Linked DNA regions of Mus musculus: region 1 is linked to region 2. Evidence: chromatin loops called from intact Hi-C (ENCODE). Cell type or tissue: gastrocnemius. All regions are shown on one strand. Links, peaks and the distances in the headings refer to the core of each region. The heading gives the core; the rest is flanking DNA.

Region 1 (5,372 bases), core at 313-5,312, 300 kb before region 2:
GATTCTCATCTCCATCTACAAAATTATTTGAGCCAATCGTATTATTTCCACAGAACGCTCATCCAACAAGTAGTTCTTCCGTTCAGACAAGGACCGCAGCCGGGTTTAGCCACTTAACAAGCTAGATAACAGCCCTGCCCCGCTTCTGTGGAAATCTGATGAGAAAGATAAACAAACTAAAGATGGGAGAGTCTGGTAAATAAATGTGCTGATAGGAAAGCCAAGGTCACTCTGCAAGCGAATGGAAAACGATGGTTGGAAGCGGTCTTTCCTCCAGGGAACTGTTTTCAGATTGTCATCTGAGAGATGAGGTGGGGAGAGAAGTGACAACTGGCCAAGGCAAGTGGAGAGTAAAAAACACTGCAGAAGGACCTGAGCAAGAAGAAGCACGAGGCTCAGGCAGGACCAAGAGTGGGTCAAGAACACAGAGGATCAGTGGTGTGAAAAGCACAGAGATCCCGAGCTTTCCAAAGCACTGGGTGCCTCATGCTCACGCGCCACAGGCGTAGGAGCCTCTCTAGGACAAGCCCCGTGGTGTCTGAAGAAAGGGCTGGGGTGGAATTGGAATTTAGGAAGATCACTTCTGATAGTGATGTGCAGAGATTAGGCCGGGGAGCCCAAGCCCAGACGTAAGGACATCAGGAAAAGGCCTTGTAAGAGTCTGAGCAAAAGATGGTGAAAGCCCGGCCAGGGATAGCCATGATGGGAAAGGAGGTAAGTGGAGGGATCAGGACAGATGTGGGAGGGGAAATGGGCAGGCTGGATGAGGCAAGTGAGTCACAGAAGTGAACAGAAGTCTGAGTGACTGACATAAGGCACACACACACTTATAGCCTACTCATGTGTCTGTGGGTTCATGAGGCTCCAACTCGCTCAGCTGGCCTTGGTACCTGACGAAAGGTCGTGGCGCACACCTTTAATCCCAGCACTCAGGAGGCAGAGGCAGGCAGATTTCTGAGTTCGAGGCCAGCCTGGTCTACAAAGTGAGTTCCAGGACAGCCAGGGCTATACAGAGAAACCCTGTCTCAAAAAAAAAAAAAAAGGTCAAAATCAAGTCAGCTTCCATCCAGGAATCCAGGCAGAAGGCATACCAGCCACCTGTAGCACCTGTGGGTTTGGAAACCCCAGCACGGTGCCGTGAGAGCCTGTTAGGAAATGTCGAATGGCCATTCCCTTGTTGAAATTAAGACCCAAAGAGGAGTTGAGTCTAAGAAAGAGACTCTCTGAGCAGAAATGGTGAGGGACTGTGGGTACTGCCTAACAATAATGTAGTCTAGAACAGGAAGCCAGACCAGTTCCAGGGAGGCACCCACAGAAGTAAAGAACACAGAAGAGAGAGAGAGAGAGAGAGAGAGAGAGAGAGAGAGAGAGAGAAAAGCCTCTCTGGGGAGGCAGGAGAAGATGCAGAGAACCTTCTCAAGCATGCTGAGTGTATTGCCGCTGAGAGGGTCCAGTAGAGGTATCAAAAAGGCATCTGGCTAGATGGTCCCCAGGGCTCAGTAATGATGGGGTGAGATCGTCTTGGTGAGTCACGATCGTGAGGTTGGTCAGGAGAAGGAATGAGATCACCCATGGAGATCTGTGTAGCCCTGGATATCCTGGAACTCACTCTGTAGACCAGGCTGGCCTCAAACTCAGAAATCTGCCTGCCTCTGCCTCCCAAGTGCTGGGATTAAAGGCGTGCGCTACCACGCCTGGCTAGGTTTTGGGGGGTTTTTGGAGGGGGGGTTGGTTTGTTTTTTTTGTTTTTTTGTTTTTTTGTTCTTTTTTTTTTTGAGACAGGGTTTCTCTGTGTAGACCTGGCTATCCTGGAACTCATTCTGTAGACCAGGCTGGCCTCGAACTCAGAAATCCGCCTGCCTCTGCCTCCCAAGTGCTAGGAATCATTTTTTTTTTAAGATAGCAAATGAGTGTTGGGGATTTAGCTCAGTGGTAGAGGGCTTGCCTAGTAAGCGCAAGGCCCTGGGTTCAGTCCTCAGCTCCGGAAAAAACAAAAAAAAAAAAAAAACAAAAAACAAAAACACAAGGTAACTAAAGATAGCAAATGTGGAAGAAATTATTTTTTAAAAGACAGCAAATGTAGAAAACACTTTCAAGGAAACCCAATAACCTGTCCCTACCCTTGTAACTATTCTTCAGGGATAGAGGATGGACCAGGAAATCAGGAAGATGACTTCTGCCACGGTACAGATCAGCCCAGATAGAATTGGAGGACACCAGGGAAAACACTAACCAAGCTACAGATAGAAGGCTAAGTCCCTCTCAAGAGCCACTCAAAGTACAGGTTTCTTGTCGAGTAACACGCAAACCGGAAGTGCACTGAGTGTAGCATCTTCTCAAAGCGAGCACACCTGTGTGAGCAGCTGCATCCTCCAAAGCCCTCCATCTGCCCCCTCTGTTCGCTGATGCCCTGAACCCCAAAAAGTTTGGAACTAGGGAGCTTCCTGTATCGGAAGCTTCCAACCCCTCACAGCTCCTCACCCCCAAGCCTTCTTTAGCTCACTAAGCTGCTTTGGTTCATCTGTTCTTCCGTCTGGTTGTCATCCTTTGAATGAACTTGTTTGGAGAGCTCATGTGCCCTACGCTGTACGCAGGGGGCAGGGAGAGAATGCAAAGGCAAGCGACACCAGACTTCGAGCTAAAAAGACAGGCATGCCCAAGGGCAGTTGGCAAACAGTCCGGTGACCGTAATGACGGAGTGGTGTGGAGTTTGGGTGGAGAGGGTGTGTGCTTGAACAGTCAGGCGGCAGCACTTAGGAAAATAATTGGAACTGTGTGGGCGAGATCAGCAGGACTTCCAAGTCGGATGCGATGGAAGAGCGAGAACTGGCTTTCTCTTTGTTACATTATGGACTTCTGTGGATGAACTTGGTCGCTCACAGCTGATTGTCAGCGGAAAAGCTGTAGCCCTTGCTTTCAAGAGACCCTAACAAATCAGATCAACAGTGCCTCAGCTGAACAGTAGAGGGCGCTGAAGACTTGTGCTTGACGCTAAAATTACGCACCCCCTCCAGCACGCTACCCCCCACCCACCCACCCCCCCACACACACAAATTTCATGAAAGTTCGCTGAAAATAGATAAGGATGTAGAGTGTACGGAGCATGGTCAGAGTCACACAACTCCTCAGGAGCAGAGGGAGCCTGGTCGCCCAAGTTCATTCAAGTCACTCAGTACTGCTCTCAACTTTCCCAAAATCTCAGTGCCTAAAATCCAGGTGCTTCACGCACCTTTTTGTTTTAATTTCCTTCTCTCCTTTTCTTTAAGAGATAGTGAAGGGACAATGAGCCATGGTGTAGAGGTGTATGTATAAATGTCTTGCAAATGGTGTATGATTGGCCTGTGCGTTCCTTTCCTTCCTGCCTCTGAATGAAGTCGGTGGCTCAAAACATGGGTGTCTTGGTTTGAGTGTAAGTTCTGCCTCTTCTTGGTGTGATCCTAGATCCATATTTCCAAGTCTTTGAAGCCCCTGACTGTAAAGCCTGCTGCTGTTCATGTCCATACCTCCGAGACTGTCTGTAAAACGGAGAGAACTGATGTAAACTTGTTCCAAACAGTCTCCAGCAAGGAGCAGGTAGGTGCTCCATCGAACTGTATCCCTGTCGGCTGTATCCGTCCTCCTGGTCCTTTGTACCAAGTCCCAGCTCTGTCATAAACGACACAGGTCCCTTCTCTGTCACCAGCCACGATCATTGCATTCTTCAAACAAGGGCCATAACCCCACTGCTATTCCTACTTCTACTACTACCAAAATTAATTACTTTAGTTCATTCGGCAAGATAGATAATTTTCTGCTGTCATACTATGCTTCAGGAACAGTGCTGGGTCCTAAAACGAGACTGATGAGTGGGTCAGAGTCTAAGAGTCTAGCAAGCAATGGTGCTGTAAAAGCTCATAGTTGTAACAAATTCTCAGAGACCATATTAGAAAAGGGCCTGGTGCTGTAGACAGGTAATATCAGCTACTCTAGAGGCTGAGACAGTGGGATCACAAGGTCCAGGGCAGCCTCGACGACTCAGTGAAACCTTATCTTAAAGGGGGTGGAGGGGTGGGGATGGAGAGTTGTTCAGTAGTAGAGTACTTACCTAATATGCTCGGAACTCTGGGTTCAATCTCCAGGTTTGTAAATAAGATTGGAAAAGGAAGCACTAGAAAGAACACAAGTGGGAGGGTCCCAGGACCACTGCTCTCCCCACTGTTTTCTTCCTAACAAGAGGAGGCAACATGTCATCATTTTTTGAGGGCTACAGAGTTTGTCAGGTTCACCCTCCCATGTCAGAAGTCATTCACAGGCTGGGGAATCCCAGTGGATCACCTAGGGCACATGTCAGACACAGCTCTTATCTCTACCTCAGGGCTCCCAGGCCCATGACGCCTCTTCATCCTCTCTCGGATGCCCTCCACTGAAAGCCAATGGGGCCTAGCTAGTTAGGCTGGTATATTCAGGGCTCCTTGAAAAGAAGCCAAAGTTATGACGACTGGAAGATGGTAGGGGGTTCCCTACCAAGACAGGTGGGCTAGAAGAGGGAGCACCTCACAACTCCAGACCCAGTTGTCCCCTTCTTGCCTACCACTTAAGGTGCAGGGCATGGTTCCCTTTCTCCCGGCATCCAGCCTCCCAAGAAGCTGTGGCTAGCTAGGTCCCTGCAGGCAGGTTCTGTGTCTGTGTTTTCTCTGACCCCAGTTCCTGGCGCAGAGCCTGGGAGAGAAGGCCTCACTCAGTCAATGTTTGCCAAATTGAATTGAACCGAGCTGCACGGAGGCCAGAATTATTGACCTTTCCAGGCAATGTTTTTGTTTTCCTGTCTTTGCAGGAAGCACGGGGCACACTCAAAAAGGTAATCAGAGAGTGTGTCGTGGAGAGATTACTGAGAGAGGGGGCTGAACAGGTTCAAGGAAATAAAGATGAGAAAGCATGTGGGCATCTGCAGGCATGGGAAGCAGTTACTGCTTCCCCAAACGTAAAGGCCCAGAGGAGATCTGGGGAAGAACACGGCAAGCTGCCAAAAGGCAGCCAGTGGGCGGGGTGAAGTTAAAAATCCACCCCACATTCTCCTTCTCCACTCTCCCGCATCCTGATGCTGTCTCTTGTTGGCTGGACCCAAATAGAAGCCAAAAAAGCCCAAGGTACAAGCCATAAAAAGCAGCTTCTTTAGGCTTAGAGAAAAGGGTTGAAAGTCAAGAACACAGGCAGATGGGGGAATGAGGAATGCCCGACACAAGTGAGTGGCTTTCCCCAAAACACTCTCTGCTCTGCATTGGCATCAGAACCGCTTCTCTTTTTCTTGTTGGTTGGTTGGTTTTAAGACAGGGTCTATCTATATAGCCCTGGTTCTCCTTGAATTAGCTCTGTAGCCTAAACTCACAATGATC
Region 2 (5,372 bases), core at 273-5,272:
ACAGCCACAACCACAACCACCACCACCACCACGATGTCTGCCACTCAAGTTTCGGTGTCACTGGCGTCCCCCAAAATCCAGAAAGTCAGCTCGCCTCAGAAGTCAGAAGTCAAGAGCCCGCTGTCCCCAGGGGCCAAGGTATGGGAAAGAGGCCCAGGTGTAATACACGTATTGAATGAGCATTTACATTTTACATACTCAGTTGCATGCATGCATTGACAAGCAGTCAAACCAGACTGATAACTTAACTTAGTTGGTAGAGTTAAAGCCATGTATCTGATTCCCAGCACATATAGAGTAGGCAGGATCAGAAGGTCAAGGTCATACTCCACTACGCAGTAAGTTTGAGGCTAGCATGAGACTTGTTTCTAAGAGAGCAATGCCAACCTTAAATTGAAGAAAGTCAGGTTGGTTCCAAGGAAAAAATATTGATAATTAAAAATAAAAGTAGCAAAATATATTTTCACACACTCTGATCCCAAGATATGTGGCAGCCATTTATGAGAGACATTTTACAATAGAGAGAGAAAAAAAAACCCAGTGTGCACCGTGCTTTAGGAGACGCGTAAGGGATGCTTGGTGGTGATGTTGTTGTATATTGCTGTGTCTCCCTGGATGACTTTAAAGCCTGGTGTGGAGACATACATCTTTAATCTTGGCAGTCTGAGAGGCAGAGGCAGGTAGATTTCTATGAGGTCAAGGTTAACCTGGTCTCCTTAGTGAATTCCAGGACATCCATCCAGGGCTACATAGTGAGACCCTGTCTTGAAAACAAACAAACAAACAAACAAGCAATCAAAATTCTATCTTATGGGCTGGTGAGATTGCTCATTAACTAAAGGTGCTTGATATCCAGCCTGATGACCTGAATTTGATCCCCAAGACCTACATGATGGAAGGAGAGAACTGACTCCCAAAGTTGTCCTCTAATAACACACTCCCATGCTGCGGCATGTGTACACACACACACACACACACCAAATGAATGTAAATTTAAAGATAAAAAAGTGTTTTAAACCATCTTAAAATATCACAAAACTAAGGGGAGAGCAGTAGCCTCAGGTGCCTTTCTATACTGGACAACTTGGAGAAATAAAAAACATAGACATGTTCCCATCCATACCTCCCATTGGGTAAGGTGTGTTAATGGTTTGAAAATGGGACACATCACTCTGTCAGCTTGAAATTTCAGAAAATTGCACATGTGGATGGTGGTAACCGAGACCTTACGTGAGCCGTTCTTGCTTTTCTCCATGTGACTCTATCAATGGCCAATCTTTGGCAGTTGGTTCAAGTACCATTGATCCTGTTCCTGTCCGAGCACACGCTGAGCCAAAGATGCCTGTGATCCATGTAACTTCTCAAGGAAAGGTGTGTCCAGGGAACCGCTTCCCAGGCAGCAAGATGGGAGCCAGTGGGTTCCAGCTCCTGCTGTCACGCACCCGTGATAGCTTTGATAGGCCCACATCTTCAAGGCCCACATCCCCTGAGCCTTAGCTTCTCCTCCTTCTGAAGAGGAGAGGGCCAGCCTCGATGCTTAGATCAGTCAGGAAGCCTCACTGGGGCTCCTGAGGGCCACTGGATCCCTGAGACTTATCGGGTTCCAGGGTCACTCTTAGCAGCATCTAAACAGATCCAGGCCCATAGCCTGCATGAACGAGGCCCATCTTCCCTGATGTCCTTACCTCATATGTCTAAAATAGGCACAACAATGTGTTTGGACCCTCAGCATAGACTCGAGCAGGCTGAGGCCCTCTGGAATTCTATAGACTGTATCCTGGAATGTTTTTGTTTTGTTTTGTTTTTTGGAGTTTTGTTTTTGTTTAAGGTAGAGTTTTGCTGCATAGCAGGCTGGTCTGGTACTTAACTATTGTCTTAGTCAGGGTTTCTATTCCTGCACAAACATCATGACCAAGAAGCAAGTTGGGGAGGAAAGGGTTTATTCGGCTTACACTTCCATACTGCTGTTCATCACCAAGGAAGTCAGGACTGGAACTCAAGCAGGTCAGAAAGCAGGAGCCGATGCAGAGGCCATGGAGGGATGTTCTTTACTGGTTTGCCTCCCCTGGCTTGCTCAGACTGCTCTCTTATAGAACCCAAGACTACCAGCCCAGAGATGGTCCCACCCACAAGGGGCCTTTCCCCCTTGATCACTAACTGAGAAAATGCCTTACAGTTGGATCTCATGGAGGCATTTCCTCAACTGAAGCTCCTTTCTCTGTGATAACCCCAGCTGTGTCAAGTTGACACAAAACTAGCCAGTACAACTATGAACCCAGGATGGCTTGGAACTCATGGGAAATCTGCCTTAGCCTACTGAGTAGTAGGGTTATAGACGTGAGCCACCATACTGGCTTCACTGCCTGGAATCAGGACTCCGTCTTACAGTTTGCCAAGTGGGAGGCAGGCTCCTTTCATGTATCCCACAGATGGTTAAAGACCAGGCTGCAGTATTAGAGTGTGGAATGATAGCTACAGAATTCTCCCCAAAGCTCCAGGGCGCCCTCTCGTGGCCATCTCTGCGCAGGACAAAACATTGTCTGGAACTGTCTTCAGAGGTCCCAGCAACCCTCCTGCAGCCTCCTTCCCATTATTCTGCTGCTGGTCAACTTAGCTCCTTCAGGTCTCCTGGCTCTCCCATGAGAGATGGCTTCTTTGTTCTATTTATGTATTCTAGGGACTCTTTAAAGCATTTCCCCAGAACCGGGGATGGGGGTGGGGGAGTGATTTGTAGCAGGACAGATCCTGCACTTTACCCTACTTCTATCCATGAAGATTTCAGGGGAAAGTTGGGGTTCAGCCTGCCCATTTTGTACACCGCTGAGGGAGGAGTATGTCGGGGGTGGAGGTGGAGGTAGGGGTGGGAGGGAGTTGCACACTGAGCCGTTCAGGGCTAGAGAAGTGTACCCTTTTCCCTTGTGCGCCCTGCCATCTGCTCTGGGTATCGCTAACCAGGGCCCGTCTTCCTCCCTTTGCAGAGTCCCTCTGACCACGGAGGCTCCCTGACCCTGGGGCCAGGCGACTTGCTGATGGATTTTACAGAAGCTACCCCTCTGGTAAACTTCTCATTTCTCTAAAAGCAGAAAGGCCACCGACCACAGATGCGTCTGGCAGGGGGAGGGTGGACAGGCGGCCACTGCTGTGGGAGGGAGGGCTTCTGTTAGTCCTGGAAGCTCTCAAGGAGAGTCAGCCGGCAAGGGCTTCATCACCCTTTGGGGCCCTTGATGGAGGGGTGCGCCTTCTCCTCAGAGGGTAGCTGCAGGGGTCCCGCCTGCGCCTGGCTGCTGCTTCTCCAGCATAGCAGGGCTCCTTCATGGTTGGGTCTCAGCTTCCTGGCTGCCCGCCCGGGCTGTGCCCTGCATGCCCACCCATCTCTTGCTGTTGCTTCTGGCAATCCATCTGGTCTGAAACTCTGGTTCAAGGCTCTTCCCTGGCTTCCCACACCCCTTATGCCCCCACCACCACCATCTTTCCTCTGCATACAGGTCTTCTCTTAGGGATAGTGGCCCTCGTGGGACTCCTGCAGGTGAGAAAAGCCCCCCCTTTTTTTAGAGGACTGAGCCCTAAAGGGGTCAGACAGGCAAGTTCTCACTTCAGTCTCTGGCCACTGTTTACACACATAACTGTTTTGTGTGTGTGTGTGTTTTTTTTTTTTTTAAAGATAAGATCTTGTGTAGGCCAGACTGAGTTTGAACTTGCTATGTAGCCAGGGATGCCCTTGAACTTCTGATCCTCCTGCCTCTGACTTCTGAGTTCTGGAGTGTACTACCATGCCTGGTTTATGCAGAGCTGAGAATTGCACCCAGGGCTTCCTGAACACTGTGCAAGCACCTGCCAGCCGAGCTGCATTCTCTGCTTTCTGCTCCCCGTTTAAGAATCTTGTCGTTGGATCCTGTCCTGTCTTCCCTACAGCACAGATGTCAGGATGGCATTGTCTATCTCAGAAGTGTTATCAGGAGAGGAAGAAAAGAAAAGGAGGGAAACACACTCACACTCACAGAGAGAGAGAGAGACAGAGACAGAGACAGAGAGAAAGAGCCACAGAGAGAGAGATTGAGGCTAGAAGGCAACATGAATATATGTAAAGTATTATTAGATGCTACAGGCAAACTTGGAAATGACTACTGGCTAGGCTCAGTCATATCTCAAAAACGTTGAGCATAAATCATGGTCCACCTTGGGGTTCACATCAATCACCATTTGGGCTGTGAGGCAAAATATGAATCAAGTCAGAACCTATCTCCTGAGAGCTTTGTACTTAGTTATGGGATAGCTCCAGGTTAGAGGGCAGCTCAAGGGTGGCCAAGAAGTCGGGTTGATAAATGGCCAAGCACCATGTAAGCTGCACAGGAGATGCCCCGGGAAAGGCCAGAGGAAGAGTCATTGGGCATCAGCTTTAGAGGAAGGGCTCTTCAGAGGCTTTTAGGAGAGTCTGGGCTGACACAGCACTTGCCATTTCTACAGCTATCTCTTTTGCCTAGCAAGTTATGTTAGCCTAAGAACAGCTGAGAGCTGCCAGGGAGGACCCTGCTCTGGGGACCATCACAATTGAGCAAATGTCATGGTTACTCTCAGTCTGCTTGTTAGATGGGTTGCCAAGACCAAAGTCCCTTCTCCCCCGGCTGTCCAACAGAGTTAGCGTAACTGGTAGCTTTTGAGCAAGGCCTCGGCCGCCCTTTGCACAGTTACAGAAACTGAGTGTCCGAATAGGCAAAGCACACAAGACCACATGGGATCAGGATCCCTGGTATCTGGCCCCTCCCACTGAGTGCTATGTGCTGGGCTGGAGAAGATCTGGCCTCATGTTTGGGGAATTTGCCACTTTTAAAAAAAGAAGTAATTTCCAGGATGGGGAAGAGAACAGGGGTCATGGAAGAAGGTAAAAAAGTAGCATGCCTGGGTCAGGGGTCGGCAGATACATCTCCGCTGAAACTTCTTGTTTAGGAGTGCCTTGTGGAAGATGGAACCCCTGGCCGCCACCTGAGAACATCCTGTTCTGGGGGGCAGTCAGCCAGAGAGATCTGGGAACTCTTAGGGCGCATCCTGAGAATCTGTGAAGTAGAGAGCGGAGACAGCTATGTTCTGAGGACCATGTGTAGGGAAATCTGCTTACAGGAATTAGAAGCCAGGTAAAGCTATCCCTGTGAGTTAGGCTGACAGGTAACTACCAAGCTGTCCAGCTGTGCTGCAGAGGAAACCACATGCGTCTGTGTGAGTGGTTGTCCCCTGACTGGGACCACTGGATTTTAGAGTATGAAGGGAAGTTTGTTGGATAACTAAAACATGTCACCTAAGCATAATAGCACAGGCAGTAATCCAAGTATGTGGGAGGCTAAGGAAGGTTGCCATGAATACCAGTTTGGCCTGGGCTA

What was found. A loop is a pair of places that touch in the nucleus more often than their neighbours do. Peaks named below come from ENCODE experiments on the same cell type or tissue, not always from the same donor. Only the 100,000 strongest peaks of a DNase experiment are listed, where the experiment ranks them.
Region 1: it touches region 2 in a loop (8-fold over the local background); 3 of 42 quality-filtered maps call a loop at or near these places.

Annotation. Positions count from the first base shown.
Region 1 is chr4:57,318,345-57,323,716 of GRCm38, reverse strand. It overlaps a transcript of Ptpn3 not described here. Among named protein-coding and RNA genes, the nearest start is that of Ptpn3, 21 kb to the right of the region's middle. In gastrocnemius, for the core only: a CTCF peak has its summit at 2,936 (motif pointing right); DNase peaks (open chromatin) are centred at 2,704, 2,946, 4,688 and 4,978.
Region 2 is chr4:57,014,538-57,019,909 of GRCm38, reverse strand. Epb41l4b (erythrocyte membrane protein band 4.1 like 4b) reads left to right here. Exons shown (of 25, transcript NM_001355492.1): 21 at 1-138; 22 at 2,979-3,056. Among named protein-coding and RNA genes, the nearest start is that of Frrs1l, 27 kb to the right of the region's middle. In gastrocnemius, for the core only: no CTCF peak of the experiment used is centred there; DNase peaks (open chromatin) are centred at 2,508 and 3,287.